Regions from separate parts of the Homo sapiens genome. Here regions 1 and 2 are each linked to region 3. The links are chromatin loops, found by intact Hi-C in ENCODE. Cell type or tissue: A673. All regions are shown on one strand. Region 1 overlaps SERPINE2 (serpin family E member 2). Region 2 has its middle 180 kb from the start of SERPINE2. Region 3 has its middle 97 kb from the start of SERPINE2.

Region 1 (8,000 bases), 140 kb before region 3:
TCTAGTTTTCACTCTCTTTTTGTTATCAAGCAAATATTCTCAGAGCTCTTAATGATATCTTGGGGAAAACAGTCAAGAAGGCAGATAAACTGAATGACAATGTTTTGGCAAAGTGACCCAGAATAGTGAGGCGTGGCTGAGGCCCAGGAAGCATCCGACAGGTGGCACCCTGGGCCCTGTGAGTTTGGACACAGCAGCTCGAGCTGGGCCACTCCTGCAGGTCAGAGTGAGGAAACAGGCAGAAAATGACGGACAGTCTGTGGAAATGGAAACAATCAGCCACTTGGGGACACCACAAATGGCGGTACTTTCTTCACAGCCCTGTCAAGACAATCCTTCCCTATCTTATCATGATAAGCTGGGTTTTGGCCAAGGCAAGAAAACAGGGAACTTATGACACTCTCATGCCCTGCTGCATGGCCCAGAACAGAGTCGCATCCAGTTCCAGGTTCCTCAGTGAAACCTGATGACAGGCATGGAAAGGAGGGTGAGAAGGGTGAGCTAAGCTGTTCGCCGTGTTTACTTGTGAGGGAATGAGAACAGGAGTGAGCAGCGGACTTTCTTTTTCTGGTCCGAATTAGGTACAGATCAGTCAGGGTGGAGAGTAAACAGATAAGACATCAAATTGGGCCATTTAAGCAGAATTTGATGAAGGACCAGTTGTAAAGCATAGACAGGATACAGAGAAACATGATGGACAGTACCCTGGACAAGAAACGGTGGGCACCATGGCTAGCCTTGGGCTGGGAGGGAGGAAGAGAGGGGTGGTGACCCAGAGAGAAAGAGCTCTTGGGCACACCCCCTGGCAGAAGCTGAAACCTTTGGTAGAGGAATGCAGCTGGCCCATGACTCTGTAAGGGGGGGCTTGGGAAGTTAGTACCCTGACCCCTTTCTCCTCTGTCCTTCCTATCGCCTGCAGACTCCCAGCAGCAAACCCAGCAAGAAGAGAGAGGGCAAGGGGGCCCAGAGCAGGGTGGAAGCGGGTAAAGAAGAGAGGCATGAATCGGGGAAAGTGGAGGGAAGATACCAACACACTGTGGGGGTTCTGTAGGGTTTAAATCTTTGACAATAAGAATGTATTTGTGCATTATTTTCTATAAAACACACATGTATATTCCTAGGCAAATCAGTTTCCAAATGAAAAGCTACCCTGACATGTAACTCTCTGGGAATAGCCTGTTTACTCAAGAAATTCATGTTATATTTCTGTAAAAACAAACATTTTAAAATCTTCCATAGGAATGTTAATGGAATCCTTGCATTTTAATCTTGAACTATTAACTTGTTTTTTTTTTCAGCAAGAGAAACATACAGTAAATGAGGGCCCCCTCACTTTTTATTTTATTTTTTTATGGACTATAAAGTGTGTACAAAAGATTGACCTAAAATAAAATCACTTCATTGAAACACTAACACGGCCACCGGCTCATATCCCAGGCAAAGTGATTTTAGAAGTTCATTTGAGCCTGGTGCGGTGGCTCATGCCTGTAATCCCAGCAGTTTGAGAGGCCAAGGCAGGTGGATCACTTAGGCCCAGGAGTTCAAGACTAGCCTGGGCAACGTGGCAAAACCCCATTTGTACAAAAAGTAAAAAAATTAGCTGGCCGTGGTGGTGCATGCCTGTGATCCCAGCTACATGAGAGGCTGAGGTGGGAGGATAGCTTGAGTCCAAGAGGTCGAGGCTGCGGTGAGCCATGTTTGTGCCACTGTAGTCTAGCCTGGGTAACACAGTGAGACTCTATCTCGAAAAAGTTTTTTCAAATTCAGAAATAATTTTTCTGAAATCCTACCATTAATATTTTTTACTGAAGATCCTCTGAGACCTATCTCTATTGACGTGTGAATATAAAGAAAAGAATTTTACATAAGCGAGATTGATATCTGCTGTTTTATATCTCGTTTTCTGAAATCAATCATATATTGCATAATCTTTCCATTTATATAAATCTAAGTCTCATGATCACATACGTTCCACTGTATATTTGTATTTGGCTTCTATTTATTTGTCATTGTGTGCTTATGTTCACAGTATAAATTCCCTGGAGCGGGACTGCTGGAGCCAGGACCCCGAGGAAGTCCTCGGACCACAGATCCCTGCCACGAACAGTGCCCAAGGGTCCTGCTTCCTCCCCACCAAAGCCACCGAAGGATTTTACCAATGTTTTTAATTTTTGCTGATCTGCTAAGTAAAAAAAGAAATCCAATTTTTAATTTGGTAATGTAAGACTGCTAATGAGTTGCTGTGTTTAATGCTCACTTATACTCATTTCATGAATTGTCCTTTCATCTTTAAGTTTTCAACCAAAAAGCCTACTACACACGCCATGCATTAATACTTTTTGTACATAACTTATGCATATATTATGCATATTATGCTATGCATGGTAACTTTTGTACATAACACAGATTTACATGAGCTTTATAAAAATCCTGCCTCTCAGCACCCTGCTCTGTTCCCCAGTTTTTTAAAAGATGAAAAGTTAGATTTGCTCTGGAATTAAGTTAAAGCACTCAAGGGCCTTTCTGCCGCCAGCACATCCTAGAACAGGCTTCGCTGAGCATGAACTCACCACACCGGAACACGGAGAGCTGGGCCAGCATTGGCACTTGATAGGATTTCCCGTCGGCTGCCACGAAAGTGCGTTTCTTTGTGTTCTCGGGTTGGAACCGTGATTTCCACAGACCCTTGAAATACACTGCGTTGACGAGGACCAGTCTGGTGAGCACACCATCAATAAGATCTGGGGACAGCAGATTGTCAATCATATCTGTGAAGCCAAAGAACAAACAAGGGAAAAATAACCTCAGGACTGGTGGCCGGCTTGAGGGCAAATGGCAGCTGTCATCAGGTAGACTGAAAAATCAAAGGATTTTTAAGGAGTGTTAAAGAGAATCTTCTTAAACTACCCTTTTGTACTTTCTAGGTTCCCCTCCCCCACTAAATATTAAAGTTAAAAAGAAGTTAAAAGAGAAACAGAAAAGACTTTAGAAACCCCTAGCTAGGGGTTACAAAACTTTTCATCAAGAAATTCTTTTATTATCAATTCCCTGCAAGTCCAGGCTTTAAAAAAATCTTACTCATCCAAATAAGCTACATTTGATAATGAATTATTTCTTCTTCTTCTTTTCTTTTTTTTGCCAATAAATGACTGATAGTAAGGGTTTCTGGTCAGTACAAGATAAACAATTTTGTTTTGTTTTGCTCCACTTGGTTTAATTCAATCCCAGTCAAAAATAAACACTTCAGCCTGTATGTTATTAAGGGTGAATGCTTCATTTCTCTTAAGATTTTAGAAACATCAAACATTATTTTGGAATCTCTGGGTATCACAAGGCCTCCTAACTGCTTAAAGAAGAAAGGAAACAAAAAATCAGTGTCTTTGTTTATGGGTCAGGCATCAAGCAAGGTGCTAATATTAGAGACAACAGAAGAGAGGATTTTGAATGTTCCCACCATAAAGAAATGAGAAACGTTTGAGGTAACTGAAATGTTAATTACTCTAATTTGATCATTACACATTGTATACATGTATCAAAGCATTACCACTGTACCCCATATATGTACAATTATTATGGGTCAATGAAAAATAAAATAAAGCCCAGGCACAGTGGCTTATGTCTGTAATCCCAGCACTTTGGGAGGCCGAGGAGGAAGGATCACTTGAGGCTAGAAGTTTGAGACCAGCCTGGGAAACATAGCTAGACCCCATCTCTAGAAAAAATAAAAATTAAAAACATATTAGCCAGCTGGGTATGGTGGCATGCACCTGTAATCCCAGCTACTTGGGAGGCTGAGGTGGGAGGGTCGCCCGAGCCCAGGAGTTCGAGGCTGTGTTGAGCTATGACTGCACCACTGCACTCCAGCCTGGGTGACAGAATGAGACCCTGTCTCTAAAAAAAATAAGATAAAATAAATCTTTAAAAAGACAGAAAAAATTAAGGTCTGTCCTAGAACTCCTAATTTTGAAGGAAAATGCTCTTTACAAGACGTTGGGAATGGTCCGTCTTACTTGTATCAGGAGTGAAGGAGTGAACACAATTCTTCTCATTTCAGGATGCTTCCAAAATGCTACCCGTGGCTGAAAGAGCCTTCCAAAATGCTACCTGTGGCTGAAGGTTTGGTCTTCCAGTTAGCTTCCTTTTATTATACAGTTATTATACAGTTAGCTTCACAATTATTCTGAGGTCTTTGAAGGTTCAGTTGTGTGTGTGTCTGTATGTATGTGTGTTTTTAAATAGGGATCAGTAATGCCCAAAGCTATTAAAACTTAGTTCACTGCATTATTAGCTCAAATATATGTGTGTGTGTGTGTGTGTGTGTGTGTGTATGTGTGTATGTGTATAAATACATAATATAAATACAAGTTATACTACTTTAAATGGTGAGAGTAAAACCAACAGCTTTTGAAGAAGCAAGAATATCTAATTCAGGGGTGAGAGTATTAAGTCCTTTTAAATGAAACTCAAGAGGATTCTGATGTACAGTAAACAAGTGTTTACATAAATCATGATAAATAAACACTGAAGTTTCCCACAGCGTGCTGCTAAGACAGTTCCATCACCACTCACTACTTCCACAAGGGGGCACTAACGCCACCTTAAGTCAGGACAAAGAAGGAAAATATCTAAGCCATAAACAGACATCATTCAACTCAACACAAAGCTGGCTGCAAACAGACTGTCCTGTGGGAGCGAAGTTAGAACTTTATGCCATCCCACTAGCAAGCTCATAATTGACTTCCTAATAGTGAATGTTGTTTCTTGCCTCTGCTGGGAACATTACCCAGTTCAATTCCTACTTGCCTTTAAGACATAGCTCAATGGTCCCCTGGACTTCTAAATCTTCTCTGATCATCCTCGCCACCTCCTAAGAGATGTCTCTGCTCCCGATTTCTGTAAAGCCCAATGCCTGGCCCCACCATGACACCTGCAGTATTTTATTCTAGCCAATTTTAATGTGTCTGTCTCCCTCAGCTACACTGAGACCTGCATGAGACTCTGCCATTCACTTTTTGCTTACTCCTAGCACTACATGGAGCATACAGGCAGTGCTCAATAACTGTCTGTAGAAATGTCCTTAGCCCCTTTTTACAGAGACAAATAATGCCTCCAACTGCCCCTGGGAGGACTAAGATATAATAAGGGGACATGAAGAAATAAAAAGAAAATGCATAGTTTAGAGGCAAAGAGGCACATGGAAACCTGCCATCAGTAACTGCCACAGACATGCATCTATCATCCGTCCGTCCATCCATCCATCCATCCTTGGATACCTACCTGCCTACCATGTGCCTGGTACTCTCTTAAATAAGAAACCAAGAAGGAAATCTGGTCTCAAAAACTACGAATGAGAGAGAGGTGCAGGCTGACATAAAATAACTTGGAAAAGTATACAGCTGCAATTTAAATAAATATCTGGAAGTGGAATTACTCAAGGCTATGGAGGGCTAAGAAGGTGACCTGACCTAGTTGGTGAGGTCTGAGATGGACAGTACCTCAGAAATGGCTATAAAAATAGCTCACACTGGTTGAACATTTACTAAGTGCAGAGTCCTTTGCTAAATGCTTTCTATGTATTATTCACATCCTCACACCAGCCTTAATTGTTGTTAGAATTATTTGAATAGGTATCACTATTACATCTCTCCATTTTACAGACGAGAATGCTGATGCAAAGCAAGCTTAAATAACTTGCCCAAGGTTATACAGGTAGTATGTGGCAGAACCGAGATTCAAACTCAGAATGTGTGCTTTTAATGTTCATGCCTGCCACTCATGGTATGGTACAGAAATGAGTTGGCCTTAACCAGGGAAGAGGGAGAGAAGGCAGCAGGAGTGTATGTGTGCGGTTCTCCAACAGGAGACAGGATGGTGGGTAAGGGGACTAGGAAGAGGCCTGTGTGGCTGGAACATAGAGTACAAGGATGAGTGAGTCTGCAGAGGTCAACAGGCCAGACCCATCCCTGATGGGTCTCCTCCTGCAAAAGGCCTGCGCGTTGGGCTCTCCCACTCTCTGTAGGGAAGGAACTATCATTTCCGTGAGACAGACCCAGCAACCTTCCAGACACAAACAGTTGAGCTCCAAGTCACTTCTGAGCTCTACCATGTGGTCATGTACCTTTCAGTGGGGGCAGTTCACCCCCAGGTAAAGGCAGTTTGGAATTTGGCAGGGATGTTTTTAATTGAGTGGGCAGTGGCCAGAAATGCTATCTGTCCTGCAATGTTCAAAACAGTCCCACCCAATGAAGAATTGTGCTGCTTCTCCCGTGGCTTTTCAATACCCCACCGGATCTCTGCATTGGTAGGACACCTACTTATAATTATCTGAGCCCAGAACCTCGTTCTTTTTCGTGTGTAAACACAGGGTGTTTTGGGTTTTTTGTTTTTGTTTTTGTTTTTGTTTTTGCATCCTTTTCATGTATGCTGAATTTGCCAGGAATGTGAGTCCCACGCAAATCAAGCAGAGCCTGTGCTTTGTTTTGTTCAGAAATTTATCAAAAGTCTTGCACCGTTTCAGAAAAAATTGCATCAGCAATAGTTAACACAGCTCATGTTTATGAGTCACCAGGACAACATGCCTGTCTCTGTCTGCTTTTGTAGCTGTCAATTCACAATTATTCTGAGACTCTGACTACTTTATTACGTATTTGAGTGTAGTTGTACCCAAGGGTTTACCTATTGAACTACATATATACATTTCTTTTGTTTTCCTTTGTATTACAGTTTGGCACTGTCTCAAATTTTTAAAAATTTGTGTGTGTGCATAGAGTAATATGATGTATGAATTTCATTTCAGAATAGTAAAGAGAGTATTAAAAATATTTGTTACAAACGGAGGAGCTGGGGCTGACAGGGCTGCAAAGTGCTGCAGGAGTCTCCATGCTTCTTCCCAGCACACGTGGGGGTTTTCTCCAGGTGCTCTGAAGACTGTCACATGGTCTAACTAATGTGGTTTAATATTGCCATTCTACAGATCAAGGCAGCGGCTAAGAGGACAAAATGACATGTCACAGTCACACAGCCTCCAGCCACAGAGTCAGGACCAAGAACCAGTCCTGAGGGCGTCTGCTTCTGACCACTCTTCACAAGCCTACAGATGCCAGACACCTGGAGACTCCACTGAACACCCTCATGTGTGCTGACCTCCCGATGGTTTATGGTTTTAGGAAGGGCGCCCAGACTGCATGGTCCAGGCCCCACTGAGAAGGGACGCCACGAATTTACCCAAGTCACCTGGGGTCTCCTCCACCCTCCCTGGAGCCTTCTTTGTCCACCTCTTCACTAGTTCTGCTAATGGGTCTCCAACATCTGGGTGTGTAAGAATGGTGATGGGAGGCAGAGGCAGACTGGGAGTTGCCAGCCACTCCCTCGGCGATTCCAATGCAGTGGGCTGGGCTCCAGGGATCTGCCTTCTCAACACATAGCCCAGATAATTCTGATGCAGGGACACCAGTAACCACACTTTTAAGAAACATAGCCTGAAAGGCGACAGTTTCCCTAGGTTTTGTCTTTGGGCTTCTTCTTCCTATTGACTCTCTCCCTTCTATGAAAAAAGGCTCTATAGCCAGGCACAGGGGCTCATGCCTATAATCCCAGCACTCTGGGAGGCTGAGGCGAGAGGACTGCTTGAACCCAAGAGTTCGAGACCAGCATGGGCAACACAGTGAGACCCCACCTCTTCAAAAAATAAAAAAATTAGCCAGGCATGGTGGCGCACACCTGTAGTTCCAGCTACCGGAAAGGCTGAGGTGGGAGGATTACTTGAGCCCAGGAGGTTGAGGCTGCAGTGAGCTATGATTGCACCACTGCGCTCTAGCCTAAGAGACAGAGTGAGACCCTGTCTCCAAAAAATTAAAAATAAAAAAAAGGTCCCAAATCTGTACTCCCATCCTTCACATTCTCCTGTTGTTCCAGACCTACAGCTCCTCCTGCATGTTTCCAACTGGACCTCCACGTTACAAATTAAGGTTTTTTTGTTTTTTTGTTTCTTTTTGTTGTTG
Region 2 (8,000 bases), 83 kb after region 3:
TGAGACCACCAGACAGGCTTTGTGTGAGCAATAAAGCTTTTGAATCACCTGGGTGCAGGCAGGCTGAGTCTGAAAAGAGAGTCAGCGAAGGGAGATAGGGGCAGGGCTGTTTTATAAGATTTGGGTGGGTAGTGGAAGATTACAGTCAAAGGGGGTTGTTCTCTGGCTAGCAGGGGTGGGGGGTCACAAGGTGCTCAGTGGGGGAGCTTTTGAGCCAGGATGAGCCAGGAGAAGGAATTTCACAAGGTAATGTCATCAGTTAAGGCAGGGACTGGCCATTTTCACTTCTTTTGTGGTGGAATGTCATCAGTTAAGGCAGGAACAGACTATTTTCACTTCTTTTGTGATTCTTCAGTTACTTCAGGCCATCTGGATGTATACGTGCAGGTCACAGGGGATATGATGGCTTAGATTGGGCTCAGAGGCCTGACAGTCCATAAGGAATATAGAAAGATTAGGAAAGCGTGTATAACACATAATTCAAAATTTAATTCTAAAAACCCCCCGATCTGTAAAGTTTGACAATCATCAACCATAGACTATGTTAAAAGGGTTTGAAGTGGTTTTATGACATGGCAAGGGGCATAATAAGCCTTTTGATAATGGGAGAGTAGTAAGCACAGAAGAAAAATTTGGAAACCACTATCCAGACTAGTGATTTTAAAACTGTTCAAATGATATTAATCTGATGGCAGAGGAGAGCAAACCCTGGCTGAGATAAGAATGCCTCAGTCAGCTTGGGCTGCCACAGCAAAATACCATCAACTGGGTTGGTGCAGACATTTATTTCTCACTGTTATGGAGCTGGAAGTCCAAGATCAAGGTGCCTGGTCAGGTCCTGGTGATGGACCTCTTCCAGGTAGCAGTCAGCTGACTTCTTGCTGGTTCCTCCCATGCTGGAGAGATAGAAAGCTCCAGACTCTTCCTCTTCTTTATTTTATTTTATTTATTTATTATTATTATTTTTTATTTTAGACAGAGTCTTGTTCTATTGCCCAGGCTGAAGTGCAGTGGCATGATCTCAGCTCATTGCAACCTCTGTCTCCCAAGTTCAAGTGATTCTCCTGCCTCAGCCTCCCGAGTAGCTGGGATTACAGGCACACACCATCACGCCCAGCTAATTTTTGTATTTTTAGTAGAGACGGGGTTTCACCATCTTGGCCAGGCTAGTCTTGAACTCCTGACTTCAGGTGATCCACCCACCTCGGCCTCCCAAAGTGCTGGGATTACAGGTGTGAGCCACGGCACCCAGCCTCTTCCTCTTCTTACAAGGACACTAATCCCATTAAGGGGGCTTCCCCCTCATGACTTCATCTAAACCTAGGCACCTCCCCAAAGCCCCACCTCCAAATACCATCATATTGGCCGTTTGGGCTTCTATATGTGAATGTGAGGAAGGGAACACAAAATTTAGTTCATAATAAGAAGAGAGAATGGGTGATTGCGCCTTACCATAAAAATATTTTTAAGCTCTACATTTGGTTCTATAACAGTTTTTCTTTTTTAATTTTGATAAAAAACCTGTGTTACTTTTGTCCCTCAAATCCCTCAAGAAAGTTCATGCTCCAACAAGGGGCATCGTGTTTATCATGGAACCAAGACAGCTGGGTGGGAAGGGCTCCCTGTCAAAACTCCAACCAGCCTGTGCACTGGGAGGAATGAACAGTGGGATGGAGCCACAGAAGTCTGCACCATTTGCAGCAGGGAAGGGTCTGGCCCCTCCTCTTCCTGTGTGCAACCTGAGATTCAAACTACGAGGTGAGAATTGCACCAGCAGGGACTCCGGCTTTATGGAGGGTCCCTGTTTCCCTTTTTACCCAATAACACACTGCCTTACTCACCCTTCAAATTGTCTGCAAGCCTAAATTTTCGTAGCCCTGTGACAAGGACCCTGTATTTAGCTGAACTAAGGAAAAGTCCCACAACAGAACTTTGCCTGACCTCTGGCATCATCTTCTCAGCTCCCTGCTTATCTGTGCCTCAGCTGGAGAATCGACCTCAGAGGCTTATGTGTCCTCAAATAGCAAGGAGTAAGACCCTTCAGACAAAAAGTCTTACTCATAACCTCATTAAGCCTTGGCCATAGGACTTGCTCCAGGCATTCTATGAGTACATGAAGGTCTAGATTCTAGTGCAGACAAAGACTGAATTCCTCCTTTCTCATCCCAAGGCAGCTGCTCTACAAATCTCCCTGACTACCCCAGGAGCTCCCACCATTTCTTTGTTAGTTAACGTTATCAGTTGTCTGTGTACAATTAGGATGCATAACAAGCAACCACAAAACCTCTGTGGTATAAAACAATATACTTTTTAAAAAATTTTTTTTGCTTATGACTCTATGACTTGGCTGGACAGTTCTGCCGATCTTGGCTGGGCTTAGATAAGCAGTTCTTCTTCTCTTGGCTGGGAGTGACTCATAAGTCTGACCGTGCACTGGCTTTTACTTCACGTGGAAGGGTCTTGGCTGAGATAACTGGCTTTGCTCCACATGGTCTCTCATCCTCCAGCCAGCTAGGCCAGGCTTGTTCTCATGATGGAGAGAATAGAGAGCAGAGGTGTTACAAGCCCTCAGAAGGCCTGGTTCAGAGGCAAGGCCACCTTCTATTGACCAAAGTAAATCAAAAGTCCAACCCAGATTGAAGGAACAGGAAAACAGACTATACTCTTGATGGAAGAAGCAGCAAAATCACACTGCAAAGGGCACAGATTCAGGGATGGGTAGAGAACTGAGGTTGTTTTCTCAGTCAAAAGTAGGCACTCTGAGCTGCCTATTTTAGGAGCAAAATTCTATGCTCATTTTATCTTTTTCCATATTGGTTACTTATGAAGGCCAAGGAATCTCATTGGAACTCAGGATAGAGTATTGCTGTGGGAAGATTTTAAGCCCTCTTTGGACATGCACTTTAGCAACTTATACACAGTGGTTGGGAGGAGGAGGGGAAGTACAGATCTTCTCTAATAATGACTGCCTTGAAGTCTGGTGGTTGACTGCTGACGAATTTGCTCTGTTAGACTGAGCCGAATCCTGGATAGAAGTGAGATAGATTTGTGAGAAATTTATTAGAGTTGTGACAATTTGGCATCTGCTAGGGCAAAGATTTCAATCATGTGGAGAAAGAAAAGATTGTCAAAAATGTGGAGGAAAAAGATTATGTAAGTCAGTGATGCTTAGATATATAGTAGGAAAATACATCATATTTTGGAAGCTAGTTTAAGAAACTTCAGTAATTATGAGTCAGATTTATAGCTCATAAAATGTAGTTTTTTTCTGGAGATCACATCTCACAGTTAAAAGAGAATATACTAAAGAAGCTTATCCCTTCATTTTAAACTAGATGTCATTACCCTAGTCAGATGTTTACTTCTCTTTATCTGCAACTCAAGATTAACACTGGGGAAAGGAGAAGAAGGACTTCCACCGTTTTAGGAATAGGCATGCAAAGTAAATTTCAGAATCTAAAAGGAAGGGACACAGAGAACTATGTTGATTGGACGTAACATTTCATATGTGAGGCACTGTGACGGGCACATTATGTCATTTAATCTCCACCATAATATTGTGGGATAGGCACTACTAGTCCCTGATTTTACAGGTGAGGAAGCAGAGACTCAGAGAGGACAACTGGCTTGCCTCAATTCCTACCACAAGTGAGATCCGAAGACACGAATTCAGCTCTAATCTCCTGTTGTCCTTTTTTTTTTTTTCTGGCTGCAATTATTCCACTGTAACAGACCACTCCTGAGACAGCCAGGTGGGAAGGTGGTCCCTGGAAAAACTCCAACCAGCATGCGCACTGAGAAGGCGCACTGAGGTGGAGTCACAGAAGTTCCCGCCATTTGCAATGGGGAGGAGCCTGACTCCTCCTCTTCCTGTGTGGAACCTGGGATTCAAACTGCGAGACAGTCCTGCAATACTACCATCTTGGATAACCTCTTTCAAATCTTTGTAATTTGAAAATTTTAAAAGTTATTGAATTCATTTTGTTCTTTGTTTGTGTGTTTGTTTCCTCAGAGAAAGGAAGCCTATTTAATGCCATGTGAAGGCCTCACTCTTTCTTCCTAGTCTTGCTCTGGAATGATCTTTGTTAAACTAAAGACAGAGACCTTCCCTCATGGGCAAAAGCCAGCAGGAATGATGAATACCAATGATGCTGTGACTCCATAGTTTACAAATTTGAGGAAGAGCTTTGGTCCAGGGCAGGCTTGGGGAAGAAAAGTGACAACCACTCATCTAGGCAGATGCCCTGGGGTGCCGCTGGGGTGGCATGCCAGCATCCATGGTAAGGTAATTCCGAAGAACAGCAGGACTCATTCATTCATCCCACAGGCCTTCCCAGTCAGGGGAAACGACTTTCAGATGCATTTCCTGTTAGCCAAAAAAAAATCCCGTAGGGGCATTACCCAAATAGTATTTTTAAAATTCCTTTTTGTGTTTCCTCTAAAAGTACTTTCTTTTGCAAGAGATTTTCCGGATATGATATCATCCTAAATATTGTTTGACCAATTTCATCACCAATTACTTCAAATCTAGACAGTTTGTCCAGCTTTTACAAGGTAGTTAAGGTCACCCCAGGAACCAAAATAGTGATGACAGGAACACTTCGATTCCATGGCCAGTGGGAGTCATGTGCAACCTGTCTGCTGGATGAACATTTACTACATAACTCAGAGATAGAATTAACTGGCTCCGGAGTCATGAGGAACATGTATAAATAAAGCAGTTAAGAAAATTACAACTGGAAACTTGAAATAATGACTTGACTCACTAGTTCTTCCTGAGTTCTTAACAGTAAACTGCCCAGAATTGTTGCAGAGTTGACACCTCCAAAATTGTCATTTGGTTTCCTGAACACAGTTCAGAGTTCAGTACTTCCTACTTCCCTGTCTCAGTTTTTCCTCAATGATTCTCAACCAGAGGAAGCAATACCTCCTCAATCCCTGCTCCCGGGTTCCCCAAGGCGGGGTGTAGGTGCAGAAAAAAGTTAAATCCAGCTTTACACAGATTTGCTCTTCTATGAGATTCTTGCCTCAAAGATGAGAGAAAATGAGAGAGAATGTTGGCATCTTGTTGATGAGTCATTTGAGACAATGCTAAGTCATTCTTAGAAAAGCATAAGGAAATAGACATTCAATATTGAAGTTTGGAGTTGGAGACAGTTCCAGAACTTATTATGGAAATGGCATTTGCCGTAGATAAAATCTAATTGAGAAAGACAAGTCTCTAGAGAATCTTTTTGGTCCTGAGAAATTTGGGAGCTTCTATCAAAAGAGCAGGAGGTAGAGACTAGCACCTTTGGCCAGAGTGGCTGGTAATTGATGTCTGTGTCCCTGGTTTGAGAATCCCAGCTTTGTTCAAAGGAAACCCTGGCTGGCTCTGCCCACTCACTGGACTCAAGAGCCCTCAGCAGTCCATGGAGATGCCAGTTACAACCTTAACAGCATGAGGAGGAAGAGAAAAACCCCACTATCCACGGATAGTGAGGGAGTGGCTGCTGGAGACTTTGGGACCACCCAGCCTGGGAAACCTGGGAATCTGCCCTCTCCTGACCAGACCTAGACAACGTGGGCAAGATTATAAATGGCATAAGCATTTCACAGACCCAAGAAAAGCTGGGGAGGGGAACAATGAGTGAGATCTTGGCAATATTTTGGGTAAAACTGGGGCTAGCTCTACAGCTGCCAAGTGACCGTGATTGTGTGCATCAGAAGAATCCCACCCCACTGTGGATGAGAAGTTGATCTGGCTTTGGCAGCAGTCTCTTCATTGATCATCAGGACTGACCTGACCCACATGGCTGGCTCAGAGGAGGCCCTTTCCCTCCTAGACCAGCAGCCTCTCTTCTTTGACACTTTGTTCCCAACAGATACAACTTCTGTTACTAAACCTCCTGGGATATGAGGCCGTTCCTCCCACCTCCCCGCACCCACTTCCTACAGAAAACGGATCAGGATCAACCAGGCCTTTGAGCCACATTTCAACTCTAAACAGTGATTTGTTTTTACAATAAGGAGTGAGCCAGCACACGCTCCTTTGGAATTTGAAAGGAATTCCTTTGCCCAGAGGGGTGATGACTTGGGCATCAATTCGCACTTTCCTGGTAAATGCTCTCCTTAGGAAGTAACCCAGAAAAACCATGCTTAGTCATCAGCAATCACATGTATAAAAATCATGAACTTGTCTGAATCACCTTTCTGGTAAGGAAATAATCAACTAGAAGTCAGTTTGAGACAGTTGTTGAAGAATAGTAAGCAACCCTCACCTTCAAGTCAGCTGCTTCTTTTAATTAGTGACAGTAGAAAAGCATTAACAATTAAGGCTTAACTAAGAAAAACAAAAGAAAAAATAATAATGCAGTATCAGGGGGAGATGCAGAAAAAAAGGAAAAATGAACAAGATTATGAAAGCCTGCTGTTATTCATATATTTAAAAAATTCCACATTTTTATAAAGTTCAGTTTAGTAGTTTTTTTTTTTTTTTTTTTTGGAGTGTTTACTGTGTGCTAGACAATCTGCTAAGTTCAGGAGGTAGAAAGATGAATAAGACCAAGTATTTCTCCTAGAAAAACTGTGCTAAGCACATGGTAGACATTCAATAAATGTCAATTCTCTTTTTTCTGCTAGTGAGAAAAATTCCGTATTCATGAATATTTATTGTGATTGCTTAGCGATTTTTTAAAACAATCTGCTGTGGCAGAGAAGGCTAACTATCCTCCTAAATACATTCTCATCTTATTTGGGCACAGTAATAGACTACATTTCCCAGCCTCCTTTGCAAATAAATGTGACCGTGTGATTAAATTCTAGCCACTGCCGTGTGATCAGAAGTAATGAGTTGCTTCTGTGCTTAGGATTTGTAATATATGGTCATAGCTTCACCATGTTCACACTTTGGGCTACCATGGCATAAAAATAGATTGTTCTTTATCCTGAGGCCCTTCTCTGAAGAATTCTTAAACAGGGAGATAGGCATGATCAAATTCACTATGAGTAAAATCCTTCTGGTAGCTGGTAGGAGATGAGTTGCAGGACTGGCAAAGCCACAGGGCAAGCAGAGCAGTTTGCTGGCTATTGCAGGAATTCAGGGGGAAAATAACGGGGGCCTGAAGTAAACTGCCTCTGGGTATGAAGAAGAGAAAGCTAATTAAATATATTATTGTCAGTCCTCAGTTGCTAAAAGTTATTTGAAGGCAGATGGGGATGGGAAATGTAGTAGCTTTGTCTCGATCCCATAACTCACTGGACACAGCCAGGGAGAAAGACTCCCACCACTTTTTCCACTTCCTCCTCTTTCTCCAGCTTCTTCCTCCTCCCCAGCTCTGTTAATTTTCTATTTTTCAAACATCAGGATACACCCTTGAGTGCACATACAAGGAAGACAATGTTAGTGGAAACTCCAAATTATATGATCGCCCTCCACAGCTAAACCATAGTCCAATACCACTGCAAATTATTTATAAAAATGCCTTTAGTCAGCAATTCTATGATTAGCCTTTGGAAGGAATCTTGCTGGAGAAAAATACTTATCAACAGAAAGCTTGCAAAAGGAATACTTAGCAGAATGCTTTACACTAGATTGGTTAGACTAGAAGGCAGGAAAAAAGATGAGAAAAGTATTTTAACATAGAATTTATAACAATTTTTGTAATAAGAGGAAGATGTGCAATTTTCAATAAAGAACAAATTGCAAAAAGCTTACGCATCAGATTAATCAGGCACCAGAAAACTGCAAAAGTCTTGATGGTCTAAACCATTGCCAGGATACCGTAGAGATGCATTTACATACTTGATCTTAATTAGGTAACTTATATCTTCTCAATAGTCCACCATAGCAAAGCATGCTAACATTGTCAGTCTGAACCTCAGAATTTGAAATATCTTTTGACTTTGATTTTATAGATATATTTTTCCTTAATGAAACTGGGGAGGGAGAAGCTTTGCAAAAGTTCAGAAATATCTTGTTTCCCATTATTTAGCTTCAATGTCTTTCCTTTGACCTCACT
Region 3 (8,000 bases):
CTGGCATTCATCTGATGCAAATTGGGTTGTGGGATGCATAAGATAAAGGAAAAACTTCCAGAAATGACTCTTACATGAATGACACGGCTGAATCTTAAAGTCTGAGGAGGTGGCCCAATAACAAACACAGGGATGGGAACACATGGTGACAGCATTCCAGGTTGGGGCAAACCTTGGAAGGGGGACAGAATGAGGCTGACTTGTTTGGTTAAGGCAAAGAGCTCAGTGAGTTCAAGGTATAGGGTGTGAGTTGGGGAGTGGAGGTTTGATAGTTGAGACTAGCCATGAGGGTCCCTCATGAAGGCCTGGCATGTAGTGCTAAAAATGCTGATCTTATCCTGTAGGTGATAGGGAAACGCCGAAAGTATTTTAGGTAAGGTGGAGGTGTGAATAGTAAGGTGAGGTGCTCCATGCTCAGGTGGGTGAGAGTGTAACTTGCATCACAGGCCAGTAGAGGAAGGTCAGGAAATTCTCTGTATTTGCTGGTCTTGGAAGCAAGTTGCCAGAAGATGGTGGAAGTCCCAGAAGAGACCAGGGAGCAGTTGCCTCCATGCTCTGCAGAGTTGAAGGCAGAAACCTGGATATGACTGATAAAGGCAAAATTTCTCTCTACTTCAAAAGCCAGGATTTTAGAAACTCAACCCTCGTTTTCTAGGGAAAAAAAATGTATTCTGGTGTTTGGATGGCATGTAGGAGACAGGAGCCTAGAAAGTGAAATCAGTGAATGTGCTCCATTTCACGAAACTGTCAATGGGACCAGCCACTCTTTCATCTTTACTACAAGGCTTAGTGTTTTAGGAAACGGCACACACAATTCTAAGACAATAATATATGAGAGAAAGGAAATGCATTGTATTTTACCATAGAATGAAGTTATGACTCAATCACCATGATTTAATTAGGACCTAATTGACGTTTCCTTTTCTGGGATGCTGAGCACTGTCTTCTCATGCTTTTGAAGCAGTTCTGCTCCTTCTACTTACCAGCTTTTAATGTTACAACTTGCCAAGCTGCCTTCTTCCTCTTAGCTTAGCAACCTCTCTGGTTTCTCTTCAGCTTCAGTGCCAGCTCCATGGGAAGAGATCCCGACCCATGAAAATCCTTGCTCCAAACTCATTTAATTCTTTTTATTTACTTACTTATTTATTTTTTTGAGAAGAAGTCTCACTCTGTCGCCCAGGCTGGAGTGCAGTGGCACGATCTCAGCTCACTGCAACCTCTCTCTCCCAGGTTCAAGCGATTCTCCTGCTTCAGCCTCCTGACTAGCTGGGATTACAGACGCACGCCACCACGCCTGGCTAATTTTTGTATTTTTAGTAGAGACAGGGTTTCCCCATGTTGGCCAGGCTGGTCTCAAACTCCTGACCTCAAGCGATCCACCCACCTCAGCCTCCCGAAGTGCTGGGATTACAGGCATGAGCCACCACACTCGGTCCAAACTCATTTAATTCTTAACATTCCCAAATGCCTCACCAGCCTTACCTCAACCCCTCTCAAGAGAAAAGCTCAAGTGCTTTGGGCATCTGAATGGAATGCTAGCTCTTTGCCTAGGACTCCCTAAATGGGCTTGCAATGTGTGTCCAGTTTAAGGTGAAATTGTGAAATAAATGAGCTTTAGCTTTTTCTCACATCTTAGTTTGTCCCCAGATGTTCTTCCTTGCCCATTTTTAGCTTCATCCTTCATCAGTCATAACAACCTTGCCCTGGAAAAAAACCTGGACTTAAAATAACCAGACCAGGGTTTAACTCCCAATTATAATACAAGCTATAAGGGCATTGGGCAAGTTCTTTCCTGGACTTTGCGCTCATTCATATGAACTTGCCAGCCATGTTGGCTATGAGAATCAAATTTTATGGTACACTGACAGGTGCTTTGCAAACTATATATAGAGTGTCCTGTCAATGTGATGGGTATGATTAATGGTGACACCTAAATCCTGGAACCTGGGCTGCTTCCTCAACATGCCACTATTTATTTTAAGTCACTACTGATGTGCTTAGCTTGGACATAATCCCTCTAGGTTGTGTGTCTGTCTCTATTCTCCCAAAATGGTCCTGTGTAATTTCCTCTTAGGGTCCTATTTTCTCCCTTCAGTATTCCATCTATATAATCAGATAAACTTAATGTACATTATTGAACTAGTAAAAAAAAAAATAGAAGGTAGCTGTTGTATACTGTGTGGCAAACATGTATAATGTGATAAACTTGTGTATATTATAATAAACTTATAAATATAAATGATCTCATAGAAGAAAGTCTACTGCGGTAGACTGTGAAAGTCAAAAAGGCTGTGGGTTCACATCACTCCCCTCTCTCTTGGTTGTTCTGTGATCTAGACCAGCATTTCCAAGTTATGTAGAAACAGAGAGATCAAAGTATGGGAAAACAAAGTTAAATAAGTTCCTTTTCCATGGTATTAATGTGCACTGGGAATATCCAACATGGAGATTTGTGCATCTTTTTTCAAACTTGTTAGACGGTGGAAGATTTTTTTCAAAGGAAATATCTGGGTAACTGTTTTAAGGGGTGCATTAGGGAAAGTCTGCATTTAGCAAATTCTAAAAAATGGGATAATGATAGTTGGCCTCAGAGTGTTTGCAGGATTAAATGAAGTATGTGAATGCGGAGGCAGGGGCTACTGGGCATAGAAGGCTTCAATAGCAATGCCTCAGGGGCTGTCATCTGAGAGATGTTTAAATGGTGATGCCTAGGAAATGTCACGGCGTCAACAAATGGGGAATGCGTGCTCAGGTGAACTCTAAGCAGGCAGTGATTCCCCTCTACCTCTCTATAAGGGGGCTTACAAACCCTTCTCATCATCCAGCACCCCAGTAAGGTATCCCCCTGACATTCTGTGAGTGTGCTAAGGACTCTAGACCAAGAAGAAGGGCTTGAAAGACAAAAGCAATGTGGACTTCAAGAAAGACTACAGATGGAAGCCATGCAGAGGCCTTCACCACAAAAAAAAAAAAAAAACTGGTTAAATTGAATACCAGCTTTTTAGGTTAAAAAAAGCAGGGGAACTGAAAACCAGTACAAGATCCATTGTCTACCCTTCGTAGTTTCTCAGATATGACTATGTTTAAGACACTGAACTTTATTCACATTAGGGGCATGGGCTCAGTAATTCTCAATCTTCATCATAGTTTTCCATCTTTGTCATCAATCCCAACTTAAAAGAACCCCTTGGGTGTGCTTGCACACAAGTGGGTATCTGATGTGCATGGACCAAACTTGCTCGATTAGAGTCAGATTCTGGCATCCACAGCGGGCAAAAATAGGTTAGCAGTGCCCTTCACATCAGTCACAAGAGGTAAGTGCTAGATGGCATACACTAGATGCTCAATGCATTCTCATTCCTTTGTTTCACATTCACTGATTTCACAATATTCCTTGAGGATCTGCAGCTGACAGTCCTGTGATAAGTGCTGGGAACTACAGATGAACAGGACAGACAAGGTCCTGATTCTCATCGGCCTCTGCTCCAATGATAGAAAGTATTCATGTATTTAATGTGGAATGAAGAATGGAAGGAGAACCCTCGTCCCCTCCGGAGGCTTATATAAGTTAGTATTGTAAACTCTTAAAGGCACAGCACTCATCCTCTGGTCCGAAAGAGTGATCAATGTAGGATTTACGGGTAGCCCCCTGTCAGCAGATAATGGTCCTGTATCAGGCTTCTGAGCAGGTGTCTGGAAAGGCAGGTTCTTCTGGGGCCCTCTGCTCTCTTGCAGGTAAGGACAATTTCTAGTAAATGGCCTGGGTGCTACAAACGATCACATTTATTTTGTATTCTCTGGATCACGGTCTTTTCTCTAGATGACAAGGCCCCTCTGCCATGACTCAAGGTGGAAGCTTGATGCAGATCTAGCCAAGATGATTGGCCAACCCCACGCAAGCGGGCAAGTCAGGCTGCAAGTCACATTCCCATCAAGGAATGCTCCTGGAATATGACCTTCTCTCTTGGTTTACTTCCCATCCCCTGGTGTTAAACACAAGAGGATATTAAACAGAGATGGCTCTAAGGAATCTAAAGAATTCTCTAAAGAACTGTGTGAACAAGAAGCCTAATTTCCCATTCTGTGCCATGATCTCTCTTTTGTTGCCAAGTTATCATGACTGCACTAAAAATGGATTCAAACTTTTCATCAACTATAAATTTGACTTGGAAGAGGGCTGATATAAATGAAGGAAGGGGGATGCTGCCAATAGCCATCTACAGGTTCAAATAGCACAGAAGAAAAATTGATTGAACTTTCCCTGATGGGAGGGCAAAGCAGATGTAAAAGACAAAAAGGGAAAGAAAAAGAATGGTTGCAATAAGAGGTACCTTGACAAATGGTGGGTGTTTTCCATATACTTGATCTTCAAAGGATTCAATGACAAGCACAGAGAGATTTCATTTAATTGTGAAAAGTTAAAGTGCCTGGGAAAATAATAAGAGATGGCTCATAGTCCACAGAAGTCCTCTTGGTTTGAATGGCTTTTTTCCTTACACGATTTTAATATTATTTGCACCTTATTGTTAGTTTTCTTTTTATGAATCAGTGAAATATTTTCTCTGTACAAATGGCATCAAAATCTTTCTGTCTAGTCCTGATGACTCTTTCTAGTTATTTATGCCTGCCTGCCTGCCTGCCTTCCTTCCTTCCTTCCTTCCTTCCTTCCTTCCTTCCTTCCTTCCTTCCTTCCTTCCTTCTTTCCCTAGATAGGAGATTGCCTCCTGAGTCCAGGGCACTGAGAACTCAAGGGTTTCAAAGTCTGCCTTTAGAGAGTTTATAATCTGGAAGAGGAAATAACACATTACCCTAATGCAAGGTGGAATCCAAACATACAGGTTGTGATATAGAGGAGAGAGAAACCAGTTTTGGCTCCATACTTATTTCCGCTTTATCACCCACCTGTGGTCAGCATAGTGCTTAAGAACATGACTTTGACTACTATGCAAGATATCCATGTAACCAAACTGCACTTGTACCCCTTATACAAAAAATAAAAGAACATGACTTTGATTCGGATTGGTGGGTTCAGACCCAAATGGCTGGGTCACCTTGGGCAGAATATTTACCCTCTTTAAGTTTTATTTTTCCCATATGTAAAATGGGGAGGTAATAATAATAATAATAATAAATAGTGCTCACTTCTAGTGTTGAGGACTGAATAAGGCAGTGGCTATAAAGCATCTAGCAGAGAGTGAATAGTAAATAGCACATAGTAAATGCTACATAGAATGAATTGTGTCTTCTATCATAACTTATCCTTCCTTCTAACATCCTTGCCTGAATCGATGGCCCCCTTCTCCCTGGTCATGAGGCTTTCACCCCAGGAGTTTCCCCTCTTCCTTCTCTTTGCCCTCTACCTCCAGCCACCAAGCTGTGTATGGGTTGTCCCTGCACAAGGTCTTTTCCTCCTGCTGTTCATGTCCACACTGACATCTGAATTGTGGCCCTCTTTAATATTAACTAGCAATCACTATTTTGATCTTTGTTTATTTGTTATATAAATAAATCTTATTGTGTATATTTGAGGTTTACAACATGATGCAATAGGATACATATAGACAGTCGAATAGTTACTGTGGTGAAGCAAGTTAACCTATTGTACTAGTCAGTTCTTGCATTGCTATAAAGAAATACCTGAGACTGGGTAATTTATAAAGAAAAGAGGTTTAATTGGCTTGTAGTTCTGCAGGTTGTACAGGAAGCCTAATGCTGGCATCTGCTAGGCTTCTGAGGAGGCCTCAGGAAACTTACAGTCACGGCAGAAGAGGGAGCGGGCACGTCTTACATAGCAGGAGCAGGAACAAGAGTGAGGAGGGAGGCACCACACACTTTTAAACAACCAGATCTATATCACGATCACTATCACAAGAACAGAACCAAGGGGATGGCGTTGAACCATTTGTGAGATACCATCCCCATGATCCAATCACTTCCCACCAGGCCCCACTTCACATTGGGAATTACAATTAGACATGAAATCTGGGTGAGGACATGATCCAAATCATATCACCCACCTTCTCTCATAGTTACTTTTTTGGGGTGACGAGAGCAACTAAACCCTACTTATTTAACAAAAAATCCCTAATACAATAAAATGTGATTAACTCTAGTCCTTAGGTTGTACGTTAGAGCCCCAGACTGTTTCATCCTACATGTCTGCTACGTTGTATCCTTTTTTCACCAACATCTTCCCACTTCCTTCTCCCCCTCTCCTATCCTTGCTAACCACTGTTTTATTCTTTGTCAGTTAATGCTTTAGAGGGTTTGTTCTGTAGATGTGTTCTTTCATTTACCTATAGTAACACCTATATGTGATTGGTACTATTGTTTTCATGTCCTTTTGCAGGAGGGAAACTATCTTGGTTTGTTTGGACTGCTGTAACAAAGTACCATAGATTAGGTACTTTATAAACAACAGAAATTTATTTCTCACAGCTCTGGAGGCTGAAGTTCCAGATCAGTCTAACAGCACGGGTGGATTCTGGTGAGGACTCTCTTCCAGGCTGCCTACTGCAGACTTCTAGAATCCTCCATGGGAGAGAGCAGAGACAGGAGCTAGTTGCCTGGCCTCTTCTAAAGGCATTAGCCCTAGGCCAGTCGCAGTGGCTCATGCCTGTAATCTCAGCACTTTGGGACGTGGAGGTGGGTGGATCGCCTGAGGTCAGGAGTTCGAGACCAGCCTGGCCAACATGGTGAAACCCCATCTCTACTAAAAATACAAAAAATTAGCCAGGCGTGGTGGCCACGCCTGAAGTCCCAGCTACTCGGGAGGCTGAGGCAGGAGAATAGCTTGAACCAGGAAGGCAGAGGTTTCAGTGAGCCGAGATTGAGCCACTGCACTCCAGTCTGGGCAACAAGAGTGCAACATCATCTCAAAAAAAAAAAAAAAACAATAAATAAATAAAATAAAGACAGCACCATTCTTTTTTGTTATTGGTTGGTTGCTTGTGTGTGTGTGTGTGTGGGTTTTGTCTTGTTTTGTTTTTTGAGATGGAATCTCTCTCTGTCACCCAAGCTGGAGTACAGTGGCGTGATCTCGGCTCAATGCAGCCTCCACCTCTCAGGTTCAAGCAATTCCTCTGCCTCAGCCTCCTGAGTAGCTGGGATTACAGGCGTGCACCACCATGCCTGGCTAATTTTTGTATTTTTAGTAGAGATGGAGGTTTCTTTATACTGGTCAGGCTGGTCTCTAACTCCTGACCTCATGTGATCCGCCTGCCTCAGCCTCCCGAACTGTTGGTATTACAGGCATGAGCCACTGCGCCTGGCTGTTTTTTGTTTGTTTGTTTTACCTTTTATTTTAGGTTCAGGGGTACATGTGAAGGTTTGTTACATAGGTAAACTCGTGTCATGGGGGTTTGTTGTATAGATTATTTCATTACCCAGGCACAAAGCCCAGAACCCTATAGTTATTTTTTCTGCTTCTCTCCCTCCTCTCACCCTCCAGCCTCAAGTTGGTCACAGTGTCTGTTGTTCCCTTCTTTGTGTCCATGAGTTTTCACCATTTAGCTCCCACATAGAAGTGAGAACATGAAGTATTTGGTTCACCCTCATAACCTACTTACCTCTCAAAGGCTCCACCTCCAAATTCCATCATATTGGAATTAGGGTTTCAACTCACACATTTTGGGGAGAACACAAATATTCCATCCATAGCAGAAACTAAGTCTTAAGGAGATGAAAGAGCCAGCCCAAGGTAACACAGCTTGGAAGCACAGACACCTGGGCTTGGACCAGACCTGGTTGCCCAGTAAGCCCCACATCCTCCTTTCTGCCCTAGAGGGGAAAGGGCAATATCTTTGTTTACAGGGAAAGCAGTTCTCTAGCCCTCAGCTCCACTCATCAAAATTCTTTGCAAGAATTAGGTAGATTTACATTTGTGCTCATGAGATATATACACAGTAGACTATACTGTTTGAAAATCCATGCACCCAAGCTTGACTGTCTTTTTTTTTGAGACAGAGTCTTACCTTGTCACCTAGGCTGGAGTGCGGTGG

Evidence for each region. Peaks named below come from ENCODE experiments on the same cell type or tissue, not always from the same donor. Only the 100,000 strongest peaks of a DNase experiment are listed, where the experiment ranks them.
Region 1: a loop joins it to region 3, with 7 times the contacts of the local background. A loop is called at or near these places in 17 of 110 quality-filtered maps.
Region 2: a loop joins it to region 3, with 5 times the contacts of the local background. A loop is called at or near these places in 7 of 110 quality-filtered maps.

Annotation. Positions count from the first base shown.
Region 1 is chr2:223,989,233-223,997,232 of GRCh38, forward strand. SERPINE2 (serpin family E member 2) reads right to left here. Exons shown (of 9, transcript NM_001136528.2): 4 at 2,571-2,768. Among named protein-coding and RNA genes, the nearest start is that of MRPL44, 36 kb to the left of the region's middle. In A673, a CTCF peak has its summit at 4,569 (motif pointing right); DNase peaks (open chromatin) are centred at 4,629 and 6,529; H3K27ac peaks cover 2,245 bases.
Region 2 is chr2:224,215,704-224,223,703 of GRCh38, forward strand. No RefSeq gene overlaps it. Among named protein-coding and RNA genes, the nearest start is that of SERPINE2, 180 kb to the left of the region's middle. RefSeq lists enhancers at 1-602, 4,104-5,303 and a silencer at 4,976-5,176. In A673, no CTCF peak of the experiment used is centred here; DNase peaks (open chromatin) are centred at 4,288 and 6,768; H3K27ac peaks cover 1,990 bases.
Region 3 is chr2:224,132,670-224,140,669 of GRCh38, forward strand. No RefSeq gene overlaps it. Among named protein-coding and RNA genes, the nearest start is that of SERPINE2, 97 kb to the left of the region's middle. In A673, no CTCF peak of the experiment used is centred here; DNase peaks (open chromatin) are centred at 872, 4,082 and 4,782; H3K27ac peaks cover 6,206 bases.